Linked DNA regions of Homo sapiens: region 1 is linked to region 2. A link is a loop called in an ENCODE intact Hi-C map of the cell type or tissue named here. Cell type or tissue: heart right ventricle. All regions are shown on one strand. Each heading gives the region's core, and the rest is flanking DNA. Links, peaks and the distances in the headings are about the cores only. Region 1 holds the start of LOC124904899 (a long non-coding RNA gene). Region 2 has its middle 4.1 kb from the start of TGM2.

Evidence for each region. Hi-C counts contacts between places; a loop is a spot of excess contacts. Peaks named below come from ENCODE experiments on the same cell type or tissue, not always from the same donor. Only the 100,000 strongest peaks of a DNase experiment are listed, where the experiment ranks them.
Region 1: a loop joins it to region 2, with 5 times the contacts of the local background. A loop is called at or near these places in 27 of 110 quality-filtered maps.

The regions. Positions count from the first base shown.
Region 1 is chr20:38,107,768-38,110,680 of GRCh38, reverse strand. It overlaps LOC124904899 (a long non-coding RNA gene), which reads right to left and starts at 663. Exons shown (of 2, transcript XR_007067580.1): 1 at 146-663. RefSeq lists a silencer at 600-894. In heart right ventricle, for the core only: no CTCF peak of the experiment used is centred there; DNase peaks (open chromatin) are centred at 620, 1,260 and 1,750; H3K27ac peaks cover 2,500 bases.
Region 2 is chr20:38,167,940-38,170,786 of GRCh38, reverse strand. It overlaps a transcript of TGM2 not described here. Among named protein-coding and RNA genes, the nearest start is that of TGM2, 4.1 kb to the right of the region's middle. In heart right ventricle, for the core only: no CTCF peak of the experiment used is centred there; DNase peaks (open chromatin) are centred at 1,695 and 2,606; H3K27ac peaks cover 2,500 bases.

The DNA.
Region 1 (2,913 bases), core at 92-2,591, 60 kb after region 2:
CGTCTGCAGAGGCAGGCACACCATCTGTCTCTCCTGTCCAAGTGGGCCAAATTCCCTCCTCCTCACTGCCTTCTCAGCCTTTGTAGGCATTGAAGGTTGCAGCCCCTCTTCTACTTAAGTTTGCAGAATACCCTCTATAACATACTTCTCAGGTAAGTGGCTTCTTTTGCTGCCTCCAGGGACCAGGAGTTCACTACCAGTCTGTTCCATTGTTGGCCGGGTAGATGATGGTGGGGGGAGCTTGACTGGAACCACAGCATCTCTGAAACCGTGTATAACAGGTCATGCTATAATGTAATCCCAGAGCCTAATAAACTTTATTGCCTCATAACCAGAACTCTCTGTGCTTGTTTTGGCTGAGGAGATAAGAAATCTACCACTAGGAATGACTTTACAGACTTGCAGGCCATTCAAATAAAGTCCAGACACCACTGCATTCCGGGTAAACTAGGGGCCAGGTCTGGATGGCCTTTTTGAGGTTTCAAAGGCAACTATGGCAAATATCAAGAGAGTTTGGAGGTCCTACCTACTTTGGGTTCTTAAGCAATGACAGCTCTCATATAAATTACTTTCCCATGACTCAGGCCAGGCTGAGCTGACTCCTGACCTTGCCAGGAGCTGTCATCACCATCCCTGTGTCATAATCCATGGGAGGAAGCGGGGAGGGTCTCATAGCAATGTCAGGCCACTGAGCACTTCATCAGGAGGCGGCCTGGGAAATTTGAGCAGACACTCTTTATAAAGTTCTTGGCAAGCTTCAAAGTTTGGAATGTTAAAATAGCAATGGCTTTGTTCCTACCACACTTATCAGCAGTCCAATCTCAAAGCCAACAGAAATATTAGTCTGGACCATTGGATCTGGGAGGGGCCTTACATGCTTCATCTCATCCCATTCTGCACCTTAACCAAGAAGCTCCTTACAGCACCCCAGCCGAGAAGGGTCAGCCAGCCTCGGTGGGGCCAACATGTCTTCCTGGTCATGGGGCAGAAGCCCTCCCCACTGGAACATCCGTCTCTTGCCCCAGTTTTAACCTCAAGGCAAGAACCATTTTTATGCTCCATCTTCATCCAGAGCCATTGAGTCCCACTGTCCTTGCTTTTTCTTCACTTACAGGTTAAACTGTTCCCCATCATCCATTCCTTCCTGGGAGAACTTGATTTTGAGGCCTGGCCACCCTCCTGCAATTGGCCAGGGTCCTTCTCCAGGATCTTCTTACAACAGCTGTGACCTTAAGCGGACACAGTTCATACTCCAGGACCTCCTGATTGGGTCCAGCTGTGCCCCATCTCAGGCTGTCACTCTCTGAGTTTACACAGATTGTTCTGTATCAGCAAACAACTTGTATTGATTTGGCAGATATATAGCTTGTTACTTGAGCAATAGCAATTCATGAAGTCCCCATAACCTTATGAGATAGAGCCTATTATTATCCTTCCCAGTGTACAGATGATGAAACCAAGACACAGGGAAGTGAAGTCACTTGGCCAAAGAGCAGGTTAGGTAATGAGATCCAGACTTAAACTCAGATCATGGGGGTCTGGAGCTGCTGCCTGTAAGCATCCCAGTGCTGTCTCTCATTGCAGCTGTTCATGTTAAACATGGGGAGAAGGCTTCCAGGGAGATGCGGAAATACTTAGGCCTTCTTGATACGTCAGCCCCATGCCAAGCAGTGATTTGTCCCAAGTCACCCAGTTCTGCAGTGATGGAGTTGGGACTTCAACTGGGTTCCAAATTCAGGGCTCTTTGCCCAAGACAAGAGCATGTGAGTGGACTAATCTGATTTAATTGAAGTAGAAACAAATCCTCCAGGGTAGCAATGTCACAGAGATCCTATCCAGGGAAGCAGAATGCATGTAACCTGGCTTTGAGCCCGGATGCAGATCTGACAGGCCACAATGACACAGTGGGCCCCTGGGCCAAGGAGAGGAGAACTGCCCAATCTAAGTATCTGAGAGTTTGAAATAGCACATGTTAGGAAATACACAGAAACCTCATTAATTCAGAACCCAATAACTCAGAAGCCATCATGATCTCTGCGGGCTGAAGTGCATATCACATTAATCTGGAGATCGGCAAACTCTTTCTTGTAAGGGGACAGATAGTAAAGATGTTGGGAAAGGCAGACACAGGCTGCCGGCCCTTGTGTGGTTGCATAAGAGCCTGCCTCTGGCCTGGAATATTTCCATACAGGAAAGTAAAGAACCCTCAAAGCCTGTGCTGGGTATATCACCTCTCTTGGAAATGTCTTTTCCTGTTCTGGCCTTGATGTATACTTTTTTTTTTTTTTTTGAGACAGAGTCTTGATCTGTCACCCAGGCTGGAGTGCAATGGCGCAATATCGGCTCACTGCAACCTCCGCCTCCCGGGTTCCAGCGATTCTCCTGCCTCAGCCTCCCAAGTTGCTGGGATTACAGGCACCTGCCACCACGCCCGGCTAATTTTTGTATTTTTAATTTTTTTAGTAGAGATGGGGTTTCACCATGTCAGCCAGGCTGATCTCGAACTCCTGACCTCAGGTGATCCACCCCCACCTTGGCCTCCCACAGTGCTGGGATTACAGGCATGAGCCACCACGCCTGGCTGATGTGTACTTCTTTAGTCTGCTTAGACACGGGTGTCATATGACACCTGGCCAGCCCACTGCTGTATGTGTTCCTGGCAGAGAGGGAACAGGAACAGAGTCCCTCACCTGCAGCACAAAAGAGGGGCTGCAAGAGTGCAATAGTGAGCACTGGTTCCCAAGTGAGACCCGCTGGCCATGGGGGACTGATGCTATTTTTTTTTTATATTTTAAGTTTTAGGGTCCATGTGCACAATGTGCAGGTTTGTTACATATGTATACACATGCCATGTTGGTGTGCTGCACCCATTAACTCATCATTTAACATTAGGTATATCTCCGAATGCTATCC
Region 2 (2,847 bases), core at 348-2,847:
GTCCTGGCTGGTACAGGGCCACTGCTTACTTCTATAGTGTTTGGAACCCCACCCTGACTCTGCCCTGACTTGCTGTGTGGCCTGGGGAAAGGCTGTTGCCCCCTCTGAGGCCCAGCGGTGGGTATTCCTACTCTGCTACCCACACATCCCCAGGTCTGTCCTTTGTTTTTCTCCCAGTGGTTGTCCTGGGATTGTAGAAGATATGATTGGAGGGTAAGTCAGACCCAGATCTTTCATCTCTGGTGCAGACAGCAAAGGCTGCGAGAGGCCCTAGCGCCTCACCCCGATTCCTGGTCCTACCAGGGGCAACTGGCACCACAAGTCCTATCAGAGCTCCCGGGCCAACCCCAAGAACCTGGCTTGGGCTTGAACAAGTTGTCTCTCTCTCCTCCTTAGAACCCCTGGTACGGTCATTAATTCATTCAACAAGCCTTTATTGAGCAGCTACTGAGAGCCAGGTGGGTGGAGGGAGACAGAGATACACAAACACTAGAACTTATACAAGTTACGCTGTGACTATGTCCTGTGGGTGTGGGGCCAATAGAGCAAGAAGGAAGTCTCTGGGTGGGTTTCCGGAGGATGGGTAAAGCCTGGGTTAAACTTCGATAGGTGAAGAGGGAAGGCCATCCTGGGTAGAGGACACAGCTGGAGCAAAGCCCTAGAGGTGGGTGTTTGCAGGGCTCATTTGAGGGCAAGTACCATGCCTGGTGAGGCTGGAAGGGATGAATGTGGAAGATGCGATTGAAGGGTAAGCTGGGTCAGCCCTGCAGGGCCTCCAGTGCCTCATGAGGTCTGGGATGTGATTCTCACTTTCACAGAAACAGAAACTGATGCTTCAGAGAAGTGAATAAAAGTGCCTACCCATGGCCCATCAAGCTCAAGGGGCTGGGACCCCGTGCCGGCTGCAGGGACGGTGGAAGGGGGATGCACTACACCTGGAGGGTGGTACATTGTGGAGTCAGAGCTGAGGACAAGACAACCAGGTCAGTTTCTCCATCTGCAAAGTGGACACGCTGGAAGAATCCTCCCTCCCTCCACAGATGCCCTGTTCTCTGTCCTCCACAGCCTGGGAGACCCAGATCCTGCCCCAGACAGGCCATTCTCTCAAAGGGCTTGAAAGGTCACACCTGCCTCCTGACATTTTCCTTAAGTCCGCAACCTAACACCCCTGCCCCACCCCATCCCACCTCAGGAGAGCCTGCCCCACCCTCCCTATGCTCCCTCACACCAGACACTGCTCATCCCGGTTAGTCAGTAGTTGGTAGAAAAGCCTCCAGATGCCCTGGCACACTCCTGCCCACCCCGCCCTCCCTCCCTCTCACATCAGCTGTCTACGTCTGTCTCTGGCCTGGAGGCACCTTGTCCTTGAGGAGTGGCTGAGCTGAGCCAGGGCCCGAGAGCCTGGTCATGCTGTGTGACCTTAGGCAGTTTCTCCAACCTTGCTGAACTTTAATCTTGTTTCTGTGTTTCCTTCCTTCCTTCTATTCTTTCTCCAGCTGTGGGTAACTCATTCCTCCCTCAGGTCATAAACATTTATTAAGCATCCAGTGTATACCACATGCCATGTGTTAGGAGCACAAGCTGCAGTCCTCGGAGGCCTCACTTGCTAAAAGCTGTAGAACTGGACATGGCCCAGGCCCCTGAGGACTGCCCTGCAGGGCACGGGGAGACAGGACTGACCTCTGAACCTTGGCGGAGCCAGCACAGGCCCTGCTTTCCCACTTCCTGACTGTGTGGCCTTGGGTGAGGCACTTCCCCTCTCTGAACCCAGGGTTCCTCATTTAACAAATGATAAGAATCATACTGTGAGGTTTAAATGGAATATCTGGCTGGTAGTGGGTTATTCCAAAGTTTCTAAATATTCACCTTTGTCTCCACCTTGAGGCTTGAGAATCCTTGTGGAAGGGACTGAATCTCTCTAACGCTGGGATTCTAGGCATCAGTGGCTGTGAGAACAAGATTTATTTGTGAGACAGAGAGTCTTTCTGAGCAACACCCACCAAATAAATATGCTACATTGACTGCAACCTGCTTCACCCACACACGGGGACTCTCCCTTTTCTGGAGAGGGTCCTGACTCTTGATGACATCATCATAAAGCTTAGGTGACATTTACTGAGTACTTACTATGTGACCTGTAAGCACTGTAGAAACATGATCTCTAATCCCCAGTGGCAGGGACTCTTACGATACCAATTTTATAGAGGAGGAAACTGAAGCTCAGAGAGGCCTAGTAACTTATCCAGAGTCACACAGCCAAGAGTGACCTCACAGCCCTCCTGCTCTAAGCATTGCACAACACTTCCCCTGAATAGATGACAAAGGGCCCTGATTGCAGTGTCTGGGGATCTTGAGGCCATGATCACCCTCTCTGGGACTCAGGGGAGTTTTGAAACCTTTACAGCCCCGGTGAGGTAAGACAGGGCACAGTTTCCCAGTCCCTTTGAACAAATGGGAAAACTGAAACCCAGAGAGGGGCAAGGGTGCCTGGTCACTGGGACTGGAATCCAGGTCTCTGGGCCAAGCCTGGGTTCTGGCCTCTGTCTGCCAACTTCCTAGAAGCCAGTCCTGACCCCGGCTGGCCACATCCTGGGGTTGCTCAACGCCATGCGTCACTCAGGTGGCCATAGTTCTGTGGAATGTGGGAGAGGAAGTGGGGGCAGCTGGCTGGGTGCGGGACAGGCCTGGAATTCTGTGCTAAGCCCTGTGCTGGGATCCAGGAATAATCTAATGGGATTCTTCTCACAGCCAGCATCCATTGAGGGCTGACTGTTTGGCTGCTGCTGTACAAACTCTCCATGAATTAGCTCACTCAGTCCTCATGACACTCTGGGGAGTGGGTACCAA